Linked DNA regions of Homo sapiens: region 2 is linked to region 1. Evidence: read pairs that join two places in POLR2A ChIA-PET (ENCODE). Cell type or tissue: Panc1. All regions are shown on one strand. Links, peaks and the distances in the headings refer to the core of each region. The heading gives the core; the rest is flanking DNA.

Region 1 (6,976 bases), core at 1,399-5,398:
AACTTTATATATATATCTTTATATTTAATAGGCTTCCCAAAATTAAATTTCAGCTTTAAAATGGTCTTTTCTGACCTCTAACTTTGGAACGCTACAGAGGGCCCCTGAAGCATCCAAAAGAGAGGTAAACAGAATTATTTAACATGTTAAGTTACATGGGAAGCATTGTCAAAATAAAAATAATGTTTAATCTTCAGGTTATATTTTAGTGAATGATATTAATGTATGTTCTAAAATTGTATGGGGCCAGGCACAGTGGCTCATGCCTGTAATCCCAACACTTTGGGAGACCGAGGAAGGCAGATCACCTGAGGCTAGGAGTTTGAGACCAGCCCGGCTAACATGGTGAAACCCCGTCCCTACTAAAGGTACAAAAAGTTAGATAGGCATGGTGGCGGGTGCCTGTAAGCCCAGCTACTTGGGAGGCTGAGGTGGAAGAATCACTTGAACCCAGGAGGCGGAGGTTGCAGTGAGGCAAGATCGTGCCTCTGCACTCCAGCCTGGGTGACAGAGCAAGACTCCATCTCAAAAACAAACAAAAAAAAATGTATAGGACTTATAAAATTCTAATATGTCTGAGTATATACTGTCAACCATAATTATAGTTATTATGTTAAGTTATTGTATATCACAGAAATAACCAAACTTCCTTGTATAGAACTGCTAACCCAAGTAAAACAAAAAATTAATTAAATACCAAGAAAATACTTTGCCAAGATTTTCATGTTAAACCAGCCGATAGTGAAATTGATTAGATATACAATTTGAATTCCATAGTCTAAGTCTCATTACCTGTGATAACCATTAGTTATCAGTGCTATGAATTTAAATTGGAGAAACAACTGGTATTCAACAGGACATAAGTCCAATATTAAGCATAGACTCATGGAAGACCAGGAAGGCTATCTTGTCCTTCCTGAGCCCTTAAAGCTTTTGTTATTAAAGGCTCTGCATTCCATGACTCATCATGGAAAAGATAAAATCATCCAAATTGAATATATTGATATAATGACTTATACATTTCAAAAATAGTTTAAAACCAATGTTTGGTTCCATATTCCTGGGAAGACAATCAAACCTTCATGTACGCTTGGCTATCAGGTACGTTTGGCTATCCGATGGGTCATTTAAACATTTATAAAGGGAGTTCATTCAACTGTCATTTTTAATGCATGTTTTATGCTACAGTAATTATTACGCCACAGTATATTTTCACCAGGTAAAGAAAGTTTTTATGGTTCACCGAGGATAATCAACTGCTTCACAGTCTAGAACCTAAAGACTGGATCTTTTGAGAACATCAGAGAAAGACTGTGCTTGCCATCCACACTGCAACAAAACTTTGGAACCTTGAACTTTAAGTTCATAATCTCACAACTGAGAAGGGTCCCTCCACACTATTGGAACTGTACACCCATTGGAACCCTTAAGGTAAAACTAACCAGGAAAGTTTCTCCCCAGAATAAGATGGCATCCTTGATGTAAACAGCTTTTCCCGAGATCACAGATCAAGACATCTACTATTGTGAGACTCTTATCTTTGAATATTTTTTCCTTATTTATGCCTCTGTAGCCAATAGAAATGATGAGGGGGTCTATTATGTGCACTTATAGGGTATACTTTTATTCGTGAAGGATTTTGCACCAGCCTTATACATGAATAACTTTATACTTTGATGGATAAAAGATGAAGGCCCAACATAGGTGAGAAACTTTAATGGTATATATGTCGCCTCATAATCAGTCAAAACTCCTCTTAGCCCACATCATGGGTTAAATAGAACATTGCCAGGAGGCCTTCACTCTTCTAGAAGGACATCATTTGTTAGGTCCTTTTTCCATGGTTTAGAATAAAAGAGGCAATAATTAGAAATGTATCCCTCATGATAGGCTGTATAGCAGATTCTAATGTAAAGCCTATTGTTACACAACAGACTTTAAATTCTCTTGTGAAAGTTATGCTAAATAATATAATTGGCTAAACAGAAAAGTACCTGTGCAGCTTCTGACACTTGTGGCCTATGGAGAAATACATCAAACGTAGATTATAAAAATTCAGTTGTAGATGATTAATGAAAAGACCACTTAAAGCAAGTAGACTCTTTATCCAGCTCATTCTTTAATCTATTTAATTTTAGGTGGTTCGGTTTATGGGTACCCTGGGTAAGGAGCATACTCTAAACTCTTGGTATTATCCTCCTGAGAGTCATAATAATAGTCTCCCTGGTGCACTGTATTCTCTCGAAGGTTTTAAATCTTGCATGCAGCCACCTCTAGAATGTCAAATGGTCTCTCTTCAAATGGAAAGACGAGCTGAAAGAAATGTGCGACCATGAGATTACTATAACCTATGAATGACGTGGTGAGACTGGAAACCCAAAATGATGGTAACTGAGAGTGGCACTAAGGCCCTAAGTTTTGGTCACACTTTCACCTAAGTGAGAACCTGACCAAAAAGGGGGGAATCTTTTTTAAACAAAGTTGTGGGAGGCCACTGTTTTGGACTAAGCTCATTCACTAGGCCCCAACAGGCCAAACCAAACTAAAATGGGGTCACTTATGCTAAATGTGACATAATCAAACTAAGACTTTACGGAAACACATAGATCCTAGAACAGACCAGGTTTTGTTTTTCTCCTGTAAATAGGACATTCCAGCATAAAGAGGTACCCATAAAGGGTCCCTCTACTCATACTTGTTTTTACCTTTGCAAAACTCAATGTTCTACTGTTTCCCAGTATGTTTCAAGACCAAATAAGTACTTTTACAATGGTGATAGTGACATTGATAATTAAAGTTTTGGTCAATCTCTCAAAATTGAGAAAATGACCAAAAGGGGGAAGTTGTTAAAGTGAACTAAATGTGGCCTGAGAAGGATTCCCTGTTTCTATATTTGAGTCTTTGTGGACGAACTGCAACCTAGCTTAATAGATAGACAAGATTGAAAACCTAACTAGGAGTATGCACGTGTATCAATAGCTGAGTCTTGGCCAATCCCAGCAGCCATACTTCAACCATTCATACACTGCTGAGTGTTCAAACTGTGTTCAAATAAGGCAAACACCAATCTGTAACCAGTCCAGCTGTTGTGTACCTCACTTCCAATTTCTGCACATCATTTCCCTTTTTGTGTCTATTAATCTTCTTCCACCATGTGGCTGCACTGGAGTCTCTCTGAATCTGCTGTGATTCTGGGGGCTGCCCAATTCACAAATTATTCATTGCTCAATTAAATTCCTTTACATTTAATTCGGCTGAAGTTTTTCTTTTATCATTGCCTATTTATAAAGGATAAATATGTCTCTACTTAAAGACGAGTGAATACAGGAAACTGTGAGTAAGCCAAATAGTAAAGAAAAAGTAGGAACTGCTCTCATAATAGTAGAAGGAAAGACAATTTCATTGTTTCAAGCATTCCAAGATGAAAGAATCAACCATTGTAAGGAGGAAATGAACTTCACAGACTTGGTTCTCATTTCTTAGGAAATGAAATCTCCAGATGGGCCTTCTAACTACAAGAGAAAGCATATATAAAATTTAAAAAATCTTTTTATTATGGAAACATTTTAATATAACACAGAAGTAGAAGGAATACCATAATGATCACTCATCATCTAACTTGAACAATAATCAGCATTTTGCCAATCTTGTTAATTTATTCTCTCTTCCTCCATTTTTGCTGGAGTATTAGAAAGCAAATCCCAGAAATTATATTATACTGTAGTGTGCATCTCTAATAGGAGATTATATTTTTAGAGAATAGAAACACAGTGCCACTGTCTTATGAATAAATAACAATAATTCCTGAATGTCATCTAGTCCTGATTATATTCAGATTCATATTCTATATTTTAGTTTCCCAGATTGTCTCAAAAATGTCTTTTTACATGTGGCTGTGTTCAAATCAGAATTCATACAGAGTCTACATATTGCACTTGGTTGTTATTTATCTAACATCTCTTGTAATGGACAAGAATTCTCCTTGTCTTATTTTTTCTGCATGCGACTTATTTATTGAAGGAAACGGGTAATTTGTCTTGTAAAATGTCCCAGGTTCTCAATGCTTCCTCTAGTGTCATTTTACTTACTCTGTTTCCCGTATTTCATGCAAGCTGGTAGTTAAATCTAGATGCTTGATTTCATTCAGGTTCCCCCCTACCAACATTTTGTGTGGACAATAATATTGCATAGAGGTGTTGTGTTTTTCCTAGTGCATCACATCTGGAGGCACACATGATCTGGTTGACCCACTTTTAATGAATCTTGACTCCTAGAGATCTTAATATCATTCTGTATTAATTGTATCCTACAATGTGCATATAATGATTTCCGAATAACATTACCATAGAACCACTAACAAAAAGACTACTGAATGCAGTTTAAGAAGATTATGCAATTCTTTTTGCTTTTAAGATGTGTATATTCAGGTTGGGTGCAGTGGCTCACACCTGTAATCCCAGCACTTTGGGAGGCCAAGGCAGGTGGATCACCTGAGGTCAGGAGTTCAAGACCAGCCTGGCCAACATGGTGAAACCCTGTCTTTACTAAAAATGCAAAAAAATTAGTTGGGCATGGTAGCACACACCTGTAATCCCAGCTACTTGGGAGGCTGAGGCAGGAGAATTGCCCAGACCCTGAAGGCTGAGGTTGCAGTGAGCTGAGATCATGCCATTAGACTCCGGCCTCGGCGACGGAGGTGCCATAATAAACATACGTGTGCATGTGTCTTTATAGTAGCATGACTTATAATCCTTTGGGTATATACCCAGTAATGGGATTGCTGGGTCAAATGGTATGTATTTCTAGTTCTAGATCCTTGAGGAATCACCACACTGTCTTCCACAACAGTTGAACTAATTTACACTCCCGCCAACAGTGTAAAAGCATTCCTGTTTCTCCACATCCTCTCCAGCATCTGTTGTTTCCTGACTTCTTAATGATCTCCATTCTAATGGGCATGAGATGGTATCTCATTGTGGTTTTGATTTGCATTTCTCTGATGACCAGTGATGATGAGCTTTTTTTCATATGTTTGTTGGCTGCATAAATGTCTTCTTTTGAGAAGTGTCTGTTCATATCCTTTGCCCACTTTTTGATATGGTTGTTTGTTTTTTTCTTGTAAATTTGTTTAAGTTCTTTGTAGATTCTGGATATTAGCCCTTTGTCAGATGAGTAGATTGCAAAGATTCTCTCCCATTCTACAGGTTGCCTGTTCACTCTGATGATAGTTTCTTTTGCTGAGCAGAAGCTCTTTAGTTTAATTAGATCTCATGTGTCTATTTTGGCTTTTGTTGCCATTGCTTTTGGTGTTTTAATCATGAAGTCTTTGCCCATGCCTATGTCCTGAATGGTATTGCTTAGGTTTTCTTCTAGGGTTTTTATGGTGTTAGGTCTTACATTTAAGTCTTTAATGCATCTTGAGTTAATTTTTGTATATGGTGTAAGGAAGGGATCCAGTTTCAGCTTTCTACACTTGGCTAGCCAGTTTTTTCAGCACAATTTATTAAATAGAGAACTCTTTCCCCATTGCTTGTTTTTCTCAGATTTGTCAAAGATCAGATGGTTGTAGATGTGTTGTGTTATTTCTGAGGTCTCTATTCTGTTCCATTGGTCTATATATCTGTTTTGGTACCAGTACCATGCTGTTTTGGTTACTGTAGCCTTGTAGTATAGTTTGAAGTCTCCATGATGCCTCCAGCTTTGTTCTTTTTGCTTAAGACTGCCTTGGCTATGTGGGCTTTTTTTTGGTTCCATATGAACTTTAAAGTAGTTTTTTCCAATTCTGTGAAGAAAGTCAGTGGTAGCTTGATGGGGATAGCATTGAATCTATAAATTACCTTGGGTTGTATGGCCATTTTCATGATACTGATTCTTCCTATCCATGAGCATGGAATGTTCTTCCATTTGTTTGTGTCCTCTTTTATTGTGTTGAGCAGTAGTTTGTAGTTCTCCTTGAAGAGGTCCTTCACATCCCTTGTAAGTTGGATTCCTAGGTATTTTATTCTCTTTGAAGCAATTGTGAATGGGAGTTCACTCATGATTTGGCTCTCTGTTTGTCTATTATTGGTGTATAGGAATGCTTGTGATTTTTGCACATTGATTTTGTATCCTGAGACTTTGCTGAAGTTGCTTATCAGCTTAAGGAGATTTTGGGCTGAGACAATGGGTTTTTCTAAATATACAGTCGTGTCATCTGCAAAGAGACAATTTGACTTCCTCTTTTCCTAATTGAATACCCTTTATGTCTTTCTCTTGCCTGATTGCCTAGCCAGAAGAACTTCCAAAACTATGTTGAATAGGAGTATTGAGAGAGGGCATCCTTGTCTTGTGCCAGTTTTCAAAGGGAATGCTTCTAGTTTTTGCCCATTCAGTAGGATATTGGCTGTGGGTTTGTCATAAATAGCTCTTATTATTTTGAGATATGTTCCATCAATACCTAGTTTATTGAGAGTTTTTAGCATGAAGGGCTGTTGAATTTTGTCAAAGGTCTTTTCTACATCTATTGAGATAATCATGTGGTTTTTGTCATTGGTTCTGTTTATGTGATGGATTATGTTTATTGATTTGCATATGTTGAACCAGCCTTGCATCCCAGGGATGAAGCCAACTTGATTGTGGTGGATAAGCTTTTTGATGTGCTGCTGGATTCAGTTTTCCAGTATTTTATTAAGGATTTTCACATTGATGTTCATCAGGGATATTGGCCTAAAATTCTCTTTTTTAGTTTTGTCTCTATCAGGCTTTTGTATCAGGATGATGCTAGCCTCATAAAAAGAGTTAGGGAAGATTCTCTCTTTTTCTATTGATTGAAATAATTTCAGAAGGAATGGTACCAGCTCCTGTTTGTACTTCTGGTGGAATTTGGCTGTGAATCCGTCTGGTCCTGGTCTTTTTTTGGTTGGTAGGCTATTATTGCTTCAATTTCAGAACCTGTTTTTGGTCTATTCAGAGATTCAACTTCTTCCTGATTTAGTCT
Region 2 (6,976 bases), core at 1,199-5,198, 210 kb after region 1:
TCTTATAGTTTAAATATTCTTTCTTGCTTTAATTTTTCTCTGGTTCCTCTAACTCTGTCCATTCTCTCTAACAATGTTAATGTCTCTAACAAGGGAAAAACAATGTCGGGGCCGGGCGCGGTGGCTCACGCCTGTAATCCCAGCACTTTGGGAGGCCGAGGCGGGCGGATCACGAGGTCAGGAGATCGAGACCATCCCGGCTAAAACGGTGAAACCCCGTCTCTACTAAAAATACAAAAAATTAGCCGGGCGTAGTGGCGGGCGCCTGTAGTCCCAGCTACTTGGGAGGCTGAGGCAGGAGAATGGCGTGAACCCGGGAGGCGGAGCTTGCAGTGAGCCGAGATTGCGCCACTGCACTCCAGCCTGGGCGACAGAGCGAGACTCCGTCTCAAAAAAAAAAAAAAAAAAAAAAAACAATGTCACCTTACTTCTTGCAACATAAAAATTCTTGTATTATTAAAAGAGACTTCTTAATTTTCTTGAAGACATAAAGGATCAGTGAACCAACTAGTATGTACTGAGCACTTACTGTGTTCTAATATGATGTTTGGGAAAGGGATATGAAAGCTAGCAGATTTCCAGGCAGTACAAGGGGCTTATTGCATTTTTATTGAATCTCCAAACTGAGATTCCAGGCCACTGATTCCAATAATTCAAAGGTAGATTCCTTTCTGTACCTCCTTGGGTGTGCCCCACTATGCTTGATTATCTCCAGTGACAGGTCCCAAGCTATCTCCTGACAAGCTGCCCCTTCTAATTTTTGCCATCACGTAGTTGCCAGACAAGACAGACTTTCATGCAGTACAGGAATGAGTCAAATACCCTAAGTGCTGAATCAGTTGAAAAAGACAAGTTCTGCATGAGATCAAAGAATGAATCACTGTTGGCTGTTGTGGTCAGGAAAAGATGATGACTTAGGGTTAAATAACCAATATCTTTCAGTTTTTCTCAAAGTACAATACATTTGTGCATCTTTATTATTATTGGTGTCATGTGCAAATCCTGATAGTAGTTAACATTTATTCTTTTTAATGGCTTAAAATTTTTAACTGACAAATAAAAATTGTATATATTTATGAAGTACAACATGCTGTTTTGATACACACACACACACACACACACACACACACACACACACATTGTGGAATGGTTAAATCAAGCTAATTAACATTCATCACCTTACATACTTATGATACTTTTTATGGTGAGAACATTTAAAATCCATTAGCAAATTTCAAGTATACAATACATCGTTACTAACTATAGTCATCATATACAATAGATCTCTTGAACTTTCTCCTCCTAACTGAAAAAACAATTGAATGTTTCACAAATCTGTGTCATCCTTGTTCAGGGGCCAGGCTAATCCCTGTATTTTTCCAATTTTAGTATCTGTGCTGCTGAAGTAAGCACTAGTTAACTTTTATGGGGTGCTTACTATGTGCCAAGCACTAGCCAGTGTGCATACTGCCTCTCAACTAACACAGTATATAAAATCTTAGAGATAGCTAGAGAATCTATTTTGTGCTAAGAGCCACATCACATATATATATATATATATAATCACATATATATAATATATATAATCACACATATATATAATATATATATAATCGCATATAATATATATATATATAATTTATATATAAATAAGAAGTATCTTTAGTAACCCATTAGGGTTACTAAAATCTAGTACTTACAACTAAAATTAATGGTAAACTACCATTTACTGAGGTCTCTAACTTTGTATTCTAAGAGGAGCTGCTTCATAATGAGGCAGAATTCTTAGAATGATTGAGCACATGTAGATAATTATAATAATTCTCACATTTTGGGGGAGGAAATTTCCTCCTTTTTCTTTTCTCTTGTCTTCTCTTTTCTTTCTTTCTTTCTTTCTTTCTTTCTTTCTTTCTTTCTTTCTTTCTTTCTTTTCTTTCCTTCCTTCCTTCCTTCCTTCCTTCCTTCCTTCCTTCCTTCCTTCCTTCATCATGGTTTCCAATTTCTACTCCTATTGCTTTTTAAATATATTTTTACAATTACGGTTAGGTTTACTTTTGTGGATTGTTTTGTTCTTGTATAACTGCTGAGTTGTAAACTTTTAAGTGTTATTTCCTCATGGATTCTTATCACTGAGTTATTTTTTAACTGAAAAGTAGGAATGAAAATTAAGAAGTATTGATATAAAGGGAATGATTTCCAGGCCTTTTTCTAGTCCTAGATATTTCAGGTGAACATTTCAGCATTTCAAAACAATGCTAGAGAGTAGATGTTATTTTCCCTAAGTTAAAAAAGAGGAGCTGGGCACAGTGGCTCATGCCTATAATCCCAGCACTTTGGGAGGGTGGATCACTTGAGGTCAGGAGTTCAAGACCAGCCTGGGCAACCTAGAGAAACCCCATCTCTACTAAAAAAAAAAAAAAAGAATTAGCCGGGCGTGGTGGTGCACGCCTGTAGTCCCAATAGGCACAAGAGGCACAAGATCACTTGAACCTGGCAGACAGAGGTTGCAGTGAGCTCAGATTGCACCATTGCACTCCAAGCCTGGGCAACAGAGGAAGACTCTCAAAAAAAAAAAAAAAAAGGAAACAGGCTCAGAAAGATAGTAACTTGCTAAGATTTAAGAGGTAATAAATGGTGGAAACGAAAGCAAAACTCGGGTCTGTCTGATTCCAAAGAATCTGTTCTTTCCATTACATTCCACTGTCAATCTTGGAGTGTCTGCCATATAATCTTACCCTCAGATTTCTTTTCTTCTACTCATTACTGACCATATGAGTCAAACTTCATTAGACCTAACTTCAAGAAAACCAAATTTTGTTAGCAGGCATTTGAATATCACTAAGCTGTTAAGCTGCTTTGTGAATATCTTTTGCTATAAACAGATGTTGGATGTAACATGGGTTTTTTAAATTATTTTTTGGGGGCATCAAGATCTAACATCTGTATTTCAGGGACTGAAATGTACATTTAATAAGCTACTATAAGTAAGACAGTTCTAGATGACTAAAGAAAAGAAAAAATTTGACCTTGGAATTTTTTGCAGGCATTCTGCAAAAGCTCACTGATCTTGGAACATTTGGATGTCTCTTATTGCTCCCAGCTGTCAGATATGATTATCAAAGCACTGGCCATTTACTGCATTAACCTCACATCTCTCAGCATTGCTGGCTGTCCAAAGGTATGTGCAGGAGTCAGGGCTCAAACACATCCAATTTAAGCACTGCCAAGGGACAAGGCAGGACAGCGATCAGGGCTGGACTCAGAATATGTTCTCTTTGCCATGGTTGAGGTATTCATTGGATTTTTTTCTTCTATCCTCAAATTGGAAATAGCTTATGATTCCACTGGTGTCAAAGTAGAATTTTCCAAAAGTTAAAAACATAATTCTCATACAAATATAAACATGTGTCAAAGATTTCTTTAATTCACTAATGAGAGAACCAACAAAATGACAAAGCCAGTGCGTAGAGCATTTGAATGAACTTAGTATTTGTAGGAACTGATGAAAGAATGTTGCATTAAGAGTGTTAGGTTAGATCTAAAAGTGTTTTACAAGTTATTAAATCCATAACCTTGGGGTTACAGTTTATACCAGATACAAATAATTTGCATCTTTCCTGGACAAAAATATAACAACATATAACTTCATTGAGCTAGGGCCTTAGTGGACAGTAAATGGTATGTCAAACAAAGGCATGATTTCCTATAGAATTCTCCAGGTAGGCCTGTTAAACAGTGTTCCAGTTTGACACTCCAAGGACATACCATCATCTTTTGTGTTATTTTCAAGTGTTTTATAATTTTTCTGGGACCTCTGTATATAAATGAAGTAAGTACTCATTATGAAAAATTTGGACTACATATAAAAGCTTAAGGGAGAAAGTAAATATCCATTGTCCTGTCACCACCTGGACATAACCATCGCTGGTATTTTATTCTTCTAGATTTTTTTCTATGCACAAAAAGATTAGAAATAGTTACAGAAAGTTTGTGTTTTGCCTTGTTTTTTAAAATAATAGAATCATACTTTCCAAAATACATTGTAACCTACTTTTTAATATACTATGGACATATCTCCATGTAAAGAACTAGAGATCTCAGGTTCTGGATTAATAATAGTAGACTGAATATACACATATAATTTTGTTCCTCTTGAAACGCTACCAGAACTAGAGATGAAGAGTGAGGGCCCATATGGATAAGGAAAACAGGAGAGGAGATAAGAGCAACAAAAATTTGGAAGCTTGAAAATAGATGGACTAATTTAGCAGACCAGAGACTGCTTTGAATCCTAAGCCAACAGTAGAGAAAGCTGGAAAAAAAAATCTGATTTACACCACAATCTTCAAGCTTGGGAGCACCGTGTACCTTTGGAACTGGGTTAAGAGTGGGGATGAAAATAAGGGAGACTGAGTTAGAGATTCTTAAGAAGTAGATAGATCTCTAGATTCCAGCCCCTACTCCATAAATCTGGGCAACTGTCTCTCCCCACCCCAAACAGAAGCCTGGAGATTTATTTCCTAAATTCTGGTTCTTCATCCCTGACACTATTCATATTTTGGACAAGATAACTCTCTGTAGTGGGGTGTGTGTGTGTGTGTGTGTGTGTGTGTGTGTGTGTGTCCCGGGCACTGTAGATGTTTAACAGCATGCCTGCCCTCTACTCACTATATGTCAGTAGCACATAAGATCCCATCCCTCCAGACCTTACCACATGTTCTCTGGTGGAGGTGAGGGCCAAAATTGTTCTTGAATTACCCACTACTCTAGAGATACTAAAACAGAGGGTTGCTAGGCTAACTAAGTGACTCAATGCTGAGTGCAGAGATATTCAAGCACTTTTTCCAACTGAGCATCAAGAACTTGGCTGCCAGATCTTCTTCTCCAGGTGGGAGATTGGTAGCCTCTTCTCTGGGAACCCTGACTAGCCCAAGATGAAAGACCTAAAATGACTGACAGGGGTGGTTCCCAACAAATAACACACGTAGATCATCCTTCATTGAAGCTTACAATAGAGATGCGTGTACTCTGACCTTCCGATTAGTTTTTAGTCCTCCACTCTTAATCGTGAACAAAAGGATTACCAGACATAAGAGGAAAGTCTCTAAAGTGGAAGATATTGATCAACACAAATTAACAGGAAAAACTTGGAGTTAGCAAAATATGAAGAAGGAAGAAAACTAAGAAATTTTTTTGAAAATCCTCAGAAATTACAAGGTTATTAACAATCGTGTTCTCTTCTATTGTACACACTGAAGGCTTTTGTTTACTACAGCATCACACCAACTCTCAAGATGCCCTACGCTTTATTTAATCTAGAAGTTCAGCTTCTATGTTGTTTGGTTTGTATGGTTAGCTAATTGTGCTGCAATAAAAAGGAGGAGGCAGCAGGGAAAAAGATGTGGTAAACCGTGACAAAACTAAGCCAAAAAGTTCACAGCAAAATTATTTTTGTTTAATAATATACTTGTTTAGAACTAGGGGAACCAGATGTCTTTCTGGTCAGCATCATCTGGTTCTATTAGTGAGCTGGGTCAAGGGACCCAGAACACTAGAAGCGCTGACCAACTGACTCTCTGCAACTTAAACAGTGATAGTTCACAGAGATTCTTGCGTTCATAGCACACAGACATATGGGCAACACATGGCTTAGTGAGAAGTGAGAACTGCCCTGGCTATAAAGCAGGCACAGATGGAGACTGGGTTTCTTAGTGGCTCTAAAGCAGAAAGTAGGAGAATGAGAAAAGAAAAGGCTCCAGTGCAAACAGAAAATAGGGCAGAGGATTTTGTTTGTTTGTTTGTTTGCTTTGGTTTTTTGTTTTTTGTTATGAAGGCTGAGGGAATTCCTTCTGTAAACTGTGCATGGCTATTGTCTTGCAGCCCAGAAGCTAAGGGGGATGTTAAACAAATATGCAAGAAATGCATCACTCTGTATCAAAGGTTTAGAGGGAGAAAGAGGAAGAAGGAAGAGTCAATTATTTTAGAACGCTGATACAAAGGAGTAGAAAGATTTAGCTTTACCATCTGAATTGTTCTGGTCAGACTGTGGGTCAGATGAGTATCCTGATTGAGAAGATGTGGGGACCATCATCTGGACCAATCTGAATACTCCTCAACTCACCCTGAATTCATAAGGCTGTGGTCCAACCTAACATATTCCACTTATGTTGATTTTGATGAGCCGTAAAACACATTGGTGTCTGGCTCATCATTCTGTGCCAGGTTTCCCAAAAGTCCACAGGTGAATTTTGAATGGTCACCTTATCTATCCCCAGAAAGGCCGGCTTTTCCTTGCAACCACCTCACCTCGAAGGTCAGTTAGTAGTACTGTGACCTCATCCTACTCGACACTAAAATGCCAAGGAAAACAAATATAGCTACAAATCAGAGGAAAAGCTGGTTGCTCTGGGGCCAGTTCAAAGCACTCAGCAGTGCACTAGGCCCTGTGGTTAACACTGTCACTTTTGACCCTCATGACCGACGTGAAGTGGGAGTTAGTAATGATTAGAAAGAAAAGGGGGTGGGAAATGAGAAAAATTAAAGCAAAGCCCTGAACAATGACAAAATGTCTCTGCAATGCACCTCTGAGAGGGATAAGGTAAGCGAAAGCAGGCCAGTGCTTTAGAACTGCATTTCTGTCCTACAAGTGTAGGTGATGTGAAGCAGGTCCACTGTGCACTGATTACCAACTTGTCTGAGTCTGGTGAGACAGGACACATTCATATGCAAAAAGCTTCATGAAGCAGATTACTTACAGATAGGCAGCAAGTGACAACAGAAGCCGAGGATTCCTGGAGGGCCTGTTTCCCAAGGCTCAGGAAAGCTGCTCAAGGTGGATGAAATCTCAACTGTAAATGTTCCACTTGCACCGCAGCTGAGGGTATCTGGAAGGTGGACCATCTTGGGTTTTATAACCTTGGGTTCACTTGACCCACTGGGCTGAAGCACGGAAAGATGTCCTGTTTCTAGGGGGAAC

The links. ChIA-PET counts read pairs that join two places held together with the same protein. Peaks named below come from ENCODE experiments on the same cell type or tissue, not always from the same donor. Only the 100,000 strongest peaks of a DNase experiment are listed, where the experiment ranks them.
Region 2: POLR2A ChIA-PET joins it to region 1 with 6 read pairs; 3 of 35 experiments call an interaction of 5 or more read pairs at or near these places.

Annotation. Positions count from the first base shown.
Region 1 is chr7:103,041,264-103,048,239 of GRCh38, reverse strand. All of the region lies in intron 3 of FBXL13 (F-box and leucine rich repeat protein 13), which reads left to right. Among named protein-coding and RNA genes, the nearest start is that of FBXL13, 30 kb to the left of the region's middle. In Panc1, for the core only: no CTCF peak of the experiment used is centred there; no DNase peak of the experiment used is centred there.
Region 2 is chr7:102,829,042-102,836,017 of GRCh38, reverse strand. It overlaps FBXL13 (F-box and leucine rich repeat protein 13), which reads left to right. Exons shown (of 21, transcript NM_001394494.2): 19 at 3,044-3,178. It also overlaps a transcript of FAM185A not described here and the pseudogene RNU6-1136P. Among named protein-coding and RNA genes, the nearest start is that of LRRC17, 80 kb to the left of the region's middle. In Panc1, for the core only: no CTCF peak of the experiment used is centred there; no DNase peak of the experiment used is centred there; H3K27ac peaks cover 300 bases.